Regions from separate parts of the Homo sapiens genome. Here region 1 is linked to region 2. A link is a loop called in an ENCODE intact Hi-C map of the cell type or tissue named here. Cell type or tissue: Calu3. All regions are shown on one strand.

Region 1 (5,000 bases), 130 kb before region 2:
GCTTACCATGGTCCCAGGTGAGGCTGCGGAAAGGTGGGTCTTTTTGCTAACTGTCAGGTTTGCCCCCCAAAGGATCGGAAGTTCCAGGGGATAGTGGGTGAGAACCATCCCTGGAGGTGGGCACGAGGCCCCATTCATGCCAATGTCACTTTCTTTGCTGAAATATTGCCAGACCCTTTACCATCCTTAGACCAAGGCCGGGGCGTCCTTCCCTGGGCCTGGGCCTCAGGGGCCCCCCGCACTTTGGAAAGTCTTCCTTGGCATTTTCTTTACTTTTCTTTTTTTCTGAGACGAAGTTTCATTCTTGTCGCCCAGGCTGGAGTGCAGTGGCGCGATCTCGGCTCACCACAACCTCTGCATCCCAGGTTCAAGTGACTCTCCTGCCTTAGCCTCCTGAGTAGCTGGGATTACAGGCACCTGACACCACGCCCAGCTAATGTTTGTATTTTTAGTAGAGATGGGGTTTCACCATGTTGGTCAGGCTGGTCTCGAACTCCTGACCTTAGTTGATTCGCTCGCCTCGGCCTCCCAAAGTGCTGGGATTACGGGCGTGCACCACCGCGCCCGGCCCTTTCTTGGCATTTTCTAAATGCCTTTTCTAGTTGCCTGAGCCTGGACAGGGGTCCTAGTGCCCTCTGGCCAGGGAGCCCCAAGACCAGACTGAGACATGGGTGGGCCCTTGTCATAGTGCCCTAGGGCTTCAGTCACAGAGCCACACACTAAGAAGCTTCTTGTCTCGCAGCAATGGAGATGGGAAGTCTGAAATCAAGGTGTCGCCAGGGCTCTGAAGACCCCAGGGAAGGGTCTGCCCTGGCCTCTCTCCTGTCTTCCGGTAGCTTCAGGCCGTGGCTTGTAGATGGCCATCTTCGCCCTGTGTCTGCTTACATTGTCTTCCTTCCGTGACTGTCTTTGTGCCCAAACTCCTTCTTTTTATAAGGACACTTATATTGCATTAGCACCTGCCCCCAAATGATCTCATTTTAACTGGATTATCTCTTCAAAGACCCTGTTTCTAAATAAGATCACACTCTGAGGTTCTAGGGGTTAGGACTTCAACACATCTTTTGGGAGGAGGACACGATTCAACCCAAAATAGTCCTGGTTTGGTCCCTGTTCTTAGGGGCACTGTCTTATCCTCTATCCCTCTAACCCCTTCCCACCTTCAACTGTGGGGTCTACTAGATGGGGAGAGCCAGGGTGCATACCCATGGGGCCATCCCAGAGCCCTGTGGCGGGACCCTGGTTCCAGAAGGGAAGCCTAGAGAGCAGGTTGCCCCTGTTGGCTGGGGTGGTATTTCTTTCACGGGATTGTGCAAGACTAAGCAGCCAGCATGGTGGTGGGACATGCTGAATTTGGGGTGACTCAAATTTCTGATATAGATGTGTATTTCATAACATTTTCCTGAGCCCTGAACACCACGGGTTGGCCCTGTTCTGCCAGCCCCTCCCACACTGGGGAATGGCCCTCCCAGGGCCAGCGTCTGCAACCCCAGGGATGTCCAGCCTGGGCGACAGGATGTACCCCATCATTCCCTGTCTTTCCCCTATGTCATATCTCCACCTCCCAACACTCCCTGAAGGACTGTTGGAGTTAGAGTGACCCCCAATTAGAGTATTAATTATGTAGCCACAGTGAGCCTCTCTCTGGGTAATTGGAACAGAGGCACTGAGCTTGCCCTTGTCTCTGAGCAAGAGGAATTACTGATGGTCCTCAGAACACTGCAGCCTGGTCCCTGCTGCCACTCCTGCCCAGCCTGGAGACAGCGCACCTGGGGACTGGCCCTTCTTACTATTGGGAAACTCCTTCTTCCACCTGTGGGAGTCTGAGGGGGGCCAGGAGCCAGTGGGTGGGACTCAAGAAGGATACTCAGCCTCTGCAGATGGGGCTCATTGTCCCTGATGAATGGGAGCGGCCCAGACAGGAGAAGAGATAAGAAGTGTAAGGGCACAGCTGGGACACGGAGGCTGGGAGTTGAAGTTAGACCACAGTGGCATCTCATATTGTCCCAGCTTGCCACAGCCCTCACTTGGGAGGGGGCTATTGGCACCCGACCTGGGATTTGTCCTGCCTGGGACATGGGTTGAAGGCCAGAGCAGGCACTGAATATGGGGTGAGTCTGCGGCCAGGGTAGGGCTCAGAGAGAGCCCAGGTGGAGGCCAGTATGTACCTGTATAGGACAAGAGTCATGGGAGAAAAGGCTGCCAAGATTGAACAGGACCAGATCCAGGGGACCTTGAATGCCAGGGAGGGGCCTCTGAAAAGCTTCCACTGGCAAGGGAAATGATCAGATGAATATTCTAGAAAGATGTCTCTGTGGCAGGTGTAAGGTTGCATTGAAAGGGGGAGATCAATTTGGAGACTGCTGTAATAGTTTCGGCAAGAGAGCAGCATTGGAAGAGAAGAGGCCCATGTAAGATGCTGGTGCAGCAGAAGTCCTGTAATGTGGTGGAGGAAGTTTGGGAATGGCAGCCACTTACAGTTGTGCAGGTTGTGCATTGAACAATTCCAGCACTGTCTCCACCCCCTACTCCTCAATTTCATTGTCATCTATCTTAGATATGTGTAGTTACTACAAGTTCCCAATAGATGGCAGGAAAGTGTTTTGAGGAAGGGGGTAGCTTTTTCTAATTTGCAGTCCCCATATTGGCTAGTGGTGAGGCTGTGTTTGAGCTAAGCTGATCTGTGAAATGTTAGTTTCTGATGGCAGGGCCTGAGGATGTCCAGATCTGACACTGGACAGTATCAGCTGGCCAGAGCCCAAACTAGGAGCAATGACCACCCCAACTGATGCCTGGAACCCTGGGCTTTTCTCTGTACCCAGCAGAATCTCATCCGTGAAGGGCATGGCATTGAGGAGGGATGGCCAGGACTGGGATTGGGTGGTTAAGATAGGATGAGGGGTGGTGGTCTCTGGGTTGGTCACCCTACTGGCTGGCCTCCAGCATGGCTGTTAGGCTCTTGAAGGACCCCTTTCCCAGGAAGTTCTGGGGGATTTCCGTCCACTGTGCCCCAGATCTGTGTCTGTCTTCTTGGATTCTGTCCTGAGGGTAGGGTGAGTCTTAATTTCCAGCTGGAGTACAGGTGTCCTGCTCCTCCTTCTTGGGACCCGGTTCAAGACTCCCATGTAGCCCCTTCCTCTTTGATAATTAATATGTTAGCCAGCAAAGAGTTTGGTCAAGCTGCCGTACTGTGCTGGTTGTCTCCCGTTGGTCTCTTCAATCCACTCTCCACCCTCCTTCCTGCACCCTGCTCTGGAAGATGATCCTGTGGGTGATACGCCGATGGCTCCCTCTGGCTTCCAGTGGGTTCTTCCCATTGGAAGCCCCTGTAGGAGATTGGGGGCTGGAGGAGAGTGGGGTCAGGGCTTTTGTTCCCCCAGCTTTCTTCCTTGTGTAGGTGGGGGTCTTCTGTCCTGACTGTTTAATACGCTGATCTGTCAGGCAGCCCTCTGCACCCGCTCTCCCTGCACTAGTTCATTCTTTTCTTTTCTCTTTCTTTCTTTCTCTTTCTTTCTTTCTCTTTTCTTTCTTCTCTCTCTCTTTCTTCTCTCTCTTTCTTCTCTCTCTCTTTCTTCTCTCTCCTTCCTTCTTTCTCTCTCCCTTCCCTTCCTTCCTCTCTCTTTCTTTCCTTCCTTCCTTCCTTCCTTCTTCTTTCTTTCTTTCTTTCTTTCTTTCTTTCTTTCTTTCTTTCTTTCTTTCTTTCTTTCTTTCTTTCTTTCTTTCTTGTCTTTCTCTCTATGGAGTTTCACTCTTGTTGCCGAGTCTGGAGTGCAATGGCATGATCTCGGCTCACTGCAACCTCTGCCTCCTCAGTTCAAGGGATTCTCCTGCCTCAACTTCCCGAGTAGCTGGGATTACAGGCATGCACCACTACACCCGGCTAATTTTGTGTTTTTAGTAGAGATGGGGTTTTATCATATTACTCAGGCTGGTCTTGAACTCCTGAGGCCTCAGGTGATCTGCCCGCCTTGGGTTCCCAAAGTGCTAGGATTACAGTCGTGAGCCATTGCGCCCGGCCTGCGCTGGTTTCTTATTGCTACTATAACAAATCTACAAACCCACATTTATTATCTTACAGTTCTGGAGTTCAGAAATCTGAAATGGGTCACATGGGACTGGAATCAATGATTGGTTGACTTTAGTCCTGTTGGTAGGATTGCATTCCTTCTGGAGGCTCTAGCGGGGAATTCGTTCCTTGCCTTTCCCAGCTTCTAGAGGCTCCTGCATGTCTTGGCTCATGGCCACATCACTCCAGCCTGTTTCTGTTGTCACATGTCCTTCTCTGACTCTTCTGCCTCCTTTTTTTCTTTTTTTGAGATGGAGTTTTGCTCTTGTCATCCAGGCTGGGGTGCAGTGGTGCAATCTCAGCTCACTGCCATCTCTGCCTCCTGGGTTCAAGCGATTATCCTGCCTCAGCCTCCCAAGTAGCTGGGATTACAGGCACCCACCACCATGCCCAGCTAATTTTTGTATTTTTAGTAGAGATGGGGTTTCACCATGTTGGCCAGGCTGGTCTCGAACTCCTGACCTCAGGTGATCGGCCCGCCCCTGCCTCCCAAAGTGTTGGGATTACAGGCATGAGCTACCACGCTCGGCCTTCTGCCTCCGTCTTATAAGGAGCCTTGTGGTTACACTGGGCCCACCCAGATAATCCAGGATGATCTCCCCATTTTAAGACTTTTGGCTGGGCGCGATGGCTCACGCCTATAATCCCAGTACTTTGGGAGGCGGAGGTGGGCGGATCACGAGGTCAGGAGATCAAGACCATCCTGGCTAGTGCAGTGAAACCCCGTGTCTACTAAAAATACATAAAATTAGCTGGGCGTGGTGGCGGGCGCCTGTAGTCCCAGCTACTTGGGAGGCTGAGGCAGGAGAATGGTGTGAACCCAGGAGGTGGAGCTTGCAGTGAGCCGAGATGGCACTACTGCACTCCAGCCTGGGTGTCAGAGCGAGACCCCATCTCAAAAAAAAAAAAAAAAGACTTTTCACTTGGTCACGCC
Region 2 (5,000 bases):
GAACAGACAAATCAGAGCACAGGATAGAGTCACAAGCTGATAGAGGGTGGCACTGAGGCAGAGGAAGAACATGGAAGCCTGGAAGGATTGATGGAAGAGGTAACACTTTGTGCTGGAGGCATCGAAGAGCCACTAAAGTGTTTTAAGAACGGAAGCTGATATGGTCAACTTTGTGTTTTATGGTGGGAGAAGGAACAGGACGAATTGGGGTAGGATATGGTGAACTCTACTATTGTGCTTAACCATTCACTCCCTCTTCCTGTAAGCAGGCTATATTTCCTTACCCATTCCTCTATGACTTGCAATGTTTCCATAGGTATTTGATGCCAGGCTGATCTTGTGATCTGTTTTGGCCAATTAAATGAGAGTAGAGTGACATACACCAATTCTGACCAGAAGCTTTAAAAGGCTGTGTTAGTTATCTACTGCTGCATAATGAATTACCCTTAAACATAGTGGCCCAACACAATAAATATTTATTATCTCACACAGTTTCTCTGGGAAAGGAGTCTAGGAGGAGCATTGCCGGTTGGTTCTGGCTCAGTCACCCTTGAGGTTTCAGCCAAGATATCAGTTGGGCCACAGTCATCCGAAGACTTGACTGGGGCTGGAGGATCTGCTTCCAAGGTGGCTCCCTCACATAGCCAGTAGTGCTGGCTGTTGGCAGGAGGCCTCCGTCCCTCACCACAACGTCTCCTCCATAAAGATGCCGAGTGTCCTAGTGACATGGCAGCTGGCCTGCCCCAGAGCAGTGCTCCAAGATCCAAGAATGAGCCACAGTGCTTTTATGACCTATTTTCAGAGACTACACACCAGCAGTTCTGCTATGGGCTGGTAATTATAAGTGGGTCACTAACTCCAACTTATACTCAAGGGGAGGAGAATTAAACTCCACCTCTCGAAGCAAGGAGTATAAAAACATTTGTAAAAAAGATTTTAAAACCACCACAGAGGCATTGCATTTTTGTGCTGCTCTCTCGCCTTTTCTTGCTAGGAAAATGGCATGTCTCAGACAGAGACTGTTGCTCCAGCCTGAATCCTGGATCCCGCCAGTGCAGGAGAGTTGCAACTAGATCTTGCTGTTGCAAGATTCTGAAACTGAGAGGTTGTTTGTTACTGCAGCATAACCAAGTGAAAACTGCCTGCTACAAGGTAGTAGGTCTGAAGTCAGGGAGACTGGCTGAGAAGATGGGATTTGGCCTAAGGCAGGGGAAGGGGACTTGGAAGGTGGAGTGGAGAGGGCTTTGGTGACTGATGTACCACGGGGAGAGGAAGTTGCCAAGAGAACTCCAGGAATACTTGCCTGATTGTATGGGGCTTACTCTGAAGGAAGCAGGATATTTTTTAAAAAAGACTAGAGAGCCCCCCTGGAGCAACTAGAAGAGGCTTCATGGAGGGGGAATCTGGTGGGAGGGGTTCTTCAAGGCTGGACTGGGTTGGGTGATCTACTGCCAGATAGTCTGCTGCAGCCTGGACAAGCTGAGCTCTGGCTTGGCTGGGGATGATGTTCCCAGGATTCATTCAGTCATTGACTCAAAAACTAACATTTATTGAGTACCTACTATGTGTTAGGAACATTTCTAAACTTTGGAAATATTAAGATAATCAGAGAAAAAGCTATAGCTGTCAAGAAGTTTAAAGTCTGGTAGGCTGAGTGTGGGTGGCTCACGCCTGTAATGCCTGCACTTTGGGAGGCTGAAGCGGGCGGATCACGACGTCAGGAGATCGAGACCAGCCTAGGAAACATGGTGAAACCCCATCTCTACTAAAATGCAAAAAACTAGCTGGGCATGGCAGCAGGAGCCTATAGTCCCAGCTACTCGGGAGCCTGAGGCAGGAGAATAGCTTGAACCCGGGAGGCGGAGGTTGCAGTGAGCTGAGATTGCACCACTGCACTCCAGCCTGGTGACAGAGCAAAACTCCATCTCACAAAAAAAAAAAAAAAAAAAAAGGAAAAAGAAAAAGAAAAAGAAAAAGAAAAGAAAAAGTCTGGTAGATGGGAGAGGCAATAAACAAGTAACTAGTGTTGGGATCTCCCTTATCTCCTGACCACTGTCTGTTCCACTAGGCGGGGATCTTTCTCCACCTTTCTCTGCCAGGACATCTGCAGGAACCTTTCTGGCACCACCCAGTGGCTCACCTGGCGGCTGTGATCTGAGTTTGGCCTGACAGGTGAACTTCCTTCCCCGTGCCCCGACTCGCCCATCTTTGTGTGTCAGCCTTGTCACGTGTTTCTGCACTGACCGTGCCTTGTGTGGATGGAGGTGTTACAGGTAAAGGCAACCTTGAAAGCAGTCCAGGGAGGACCATGCTTTTGGAAGCAAAATGTTTTGGCACCAGGGCCTGGTGTTCTCCATGTCTGACGCGTGACCTTCACGCTCCCAGTGACGACTGCTGTGCTGTTACCACAAAATCCAATTTCAAATGATATTTATTTTAGTATCATTGTCTCCATCTCTGTCTAATTTTATTCCTATAGTTTCTTCATGCTTCCATTGACAACATCGCTGTTCTCCAAGATGGTCATAAAATAGAGTCAAGGTACATCAGATTTCCTTCCCAGGGGTGATAAGTGCAGTAGAACAGAAATTCCTTTACTAAAGGAAAACATGTTTTCATTTTTATTGTTGAAGAATATATGCAAAATTTCCATGACACAAGATACTTGTTATTAGCCAGTAACTTTTATTATGAGTTTTTTTTTTCTTTCTTAGCAAAGTAGAAACTAATACAAGTGTTTCCCAAGGTTGGACAAAGACCGATCAGACAGAGGTCAAGGGAAGATTTGTCATTAATTTGACTCTGGCTGGGCAAAAGGAGGATGTTTCTGGAAGTTCATTCCTTTGTGTGGTGTCCAGAGCCCAAGTCCTAATCGAGGCTCCACCACTGACTAGCTGCAGGATCTTGGGCAATTCCATTGCCTGGTCTGAGCCTCAGTTTCTCTCCTATAAAATGAGGGCCTCCTGCAAATAGACACACTCAGACATTGCTGGTAGTAGTGAGAATTAGCACAGCCACTTTGCAGAGGAGTTTGGCAATATCCAGCCACACTGAAAATGCAACGAAAGCTAAGACCAGCAATTCCACATCTAGGTTTCCACCTTAGAGAAACCCCCCCAGGGGTGTGCAAGGGTATTTACTGCAGCACTAATTAATGACAAAAAAAAAAAGGGAAACAACTTAGATTTCAGGCAATCAGAGGAGTAACTGAATAAAATGGAGTCTATTCATAAAATAAAATTAAAAGCAATTAAAGGAATGTGCTAGATTCACGCAGCAATATGGATAAATCTCAAGACGATCATGTTGAATGAGAAGAGTGTGTTGCAGAAAGCAGAGAAGAAGGTTATGTTGAAATTCTACCCCTTATGCTGATCAACACACACGAAGCAATACTACGAATTATCAGGGGTTTCTGTGTCTATGCCAAAGTTTAAAAATGGAACCAGAGAAGTGCACATTTAATTCATGATCATGTTTGCCTTGGCAGGATGAAAGAAAATAGAATTAGGAATGAGGAAGAAAGAGACTTTGAGTCTGGCTGTCATGTCATAATACATATGTGATTTAAATTTTATAAATTTCTAAAAAGGAAGACAAAGCAAGTAACATGAACAAATTGTCAGTTCTGCATGGTGGATAAGTAGGTGCATATGGGGTGCTGATTTTATGTTTTTCCTGTATCTTTAAAATTTCTCAACAAAATTAAAAATGAAAGCATATGCATAAAAATAAGCTGGAGGCCGGGCACTGTGGCTCACGCCTGTAATCCCAGCAGTTTGGGAGGCCGAGGCAGGTGGATCACTTGAGGTCAGGAGTTCAAGATCAGCCTGGCCAACGTGATGAAACCCCATCTCTACTAAAAATACAAAAATTAGCTGGGCCTGGTGGTGTGCATCTGTAATCCCAGCTACTCGGGAGGCTGAGGCAGGAGAGTTGCTTGAACCTGGGAGGCGGAGGTTGCAGTGAGCCGAGATTGCACCAATGCACTCCAGCCTGGGTGACAGAGTGAAACTCTGAAAAAAAAAAAAATCCCTGGAAAGGGCTCATTAGAAGGAAAAAGGTGATTCAGTCCTTTGGTCCCAACTTGTTGGGCCTCTAGGGCTAAAGAGTGTGGACTGAGGGTTCCACATCTCTTGGGATTCCCACCCTGGGAAACTCTACCCACAGTAGCTCTTACTCATCAGCCCAAACCAGGGAAGCCTGTGAGCAGTTGGTGTTGCTAAAATGTGGTATGTGAACAGGAGAAGGTGGGAATATAACAGGAAAAGGAGGCCAAGGAGCCACTCACGAGAGACTGGGGTGGCAGATGGAGCAATCAGGGTTGAAAGCACCTTTGGAGTTTTCCAGGGTGACAGAGGTAATGGGGAGGAAACACTCTAAGATGTGAGTGTGGTGCAAGTGAATGAACAAAGATGTGATGGACATGGGCTTTAGGGAGCAGGAAGCCGGCTCAGAGCAGCTAGAGAATGGAGTGGGTGCGGAAGGAGGTGAAGCTGGAGGTGCGTGTTTGGGCCAGATTATGCAAAAGCTGTGAGTACCGTGCCCAGCAGGGAGGACTCTATGCTAAGGGGCCAGGGAAGCAGCAGGCCTTGTAAGCCACCCTCTGGCAGCTGGCAAGGAGGCTGGGATGGAGAGGAGGCCCTGGAGGCAGGGGGTGTGGGAAGGTCCCACTGTCCAGGTGAGCATCCATGGGCAAGGCTGTTCTGAATTGCAGCAGTGCCAGTGAGGAGGAGGAGTGAAACTGGCTGGCAGGCACGACTGCAGTAATTACAAACACCTGCTTTTGGGCAGGCCCACAGCTTAGCACTTCACACAAGTGGATTTTTAAAATCCCAATATCCCTAGGAGGTAAGTATCACGTCCATCATCTCCATTTTACAGATGAGGAAAGGGAGGCCAAGGGAAGTTAAGAAGCTTGTGTGGGGCTCCACCACCAGACAGTGGCAGAGCCAGGCTTTTCACCCAAGCGGTCTCCATTGGAGGCCAAGACTGGACCA

The links. Peaks named below come from ENCODE experiments on the same cell type or tissue, not always from the same donor. Only the 100,000 strongest peaks of a DNase experiment are listed, where the experiment ranks them.
Region 1: it touches region 2 in a loop (9-fold over the local background); 9 of 110 quality-filtered maps call a loop at or near these places.

What each region holds. Positions count from the first base shown.
Region 1 is chr17:6,410,790-6,415,789 of GRCh38, reverse strand. No RefSeq gene overlaps it. Among named protein-coding and RNA genes, the nearest start is that of AIPL1, 22 kb to the left of the region's middle. In Calu3, a CTCF peak has its summit at 2,586 (motif pointing right); no DNase peak of the experiment used is centred here.
Region 2 is chr17:6,277,007-6,282,006 of GRCh38, reverse strand. No RefSeq gene overlaps it. Among named protein-coding and RNA genes, the nearest start is that of AIPL1, 160 kb to the left of the region's middle. In Calu3, no CTCF peak of the experiment used is centred here; a DNase peak (open chromatin) is centred at 2,106.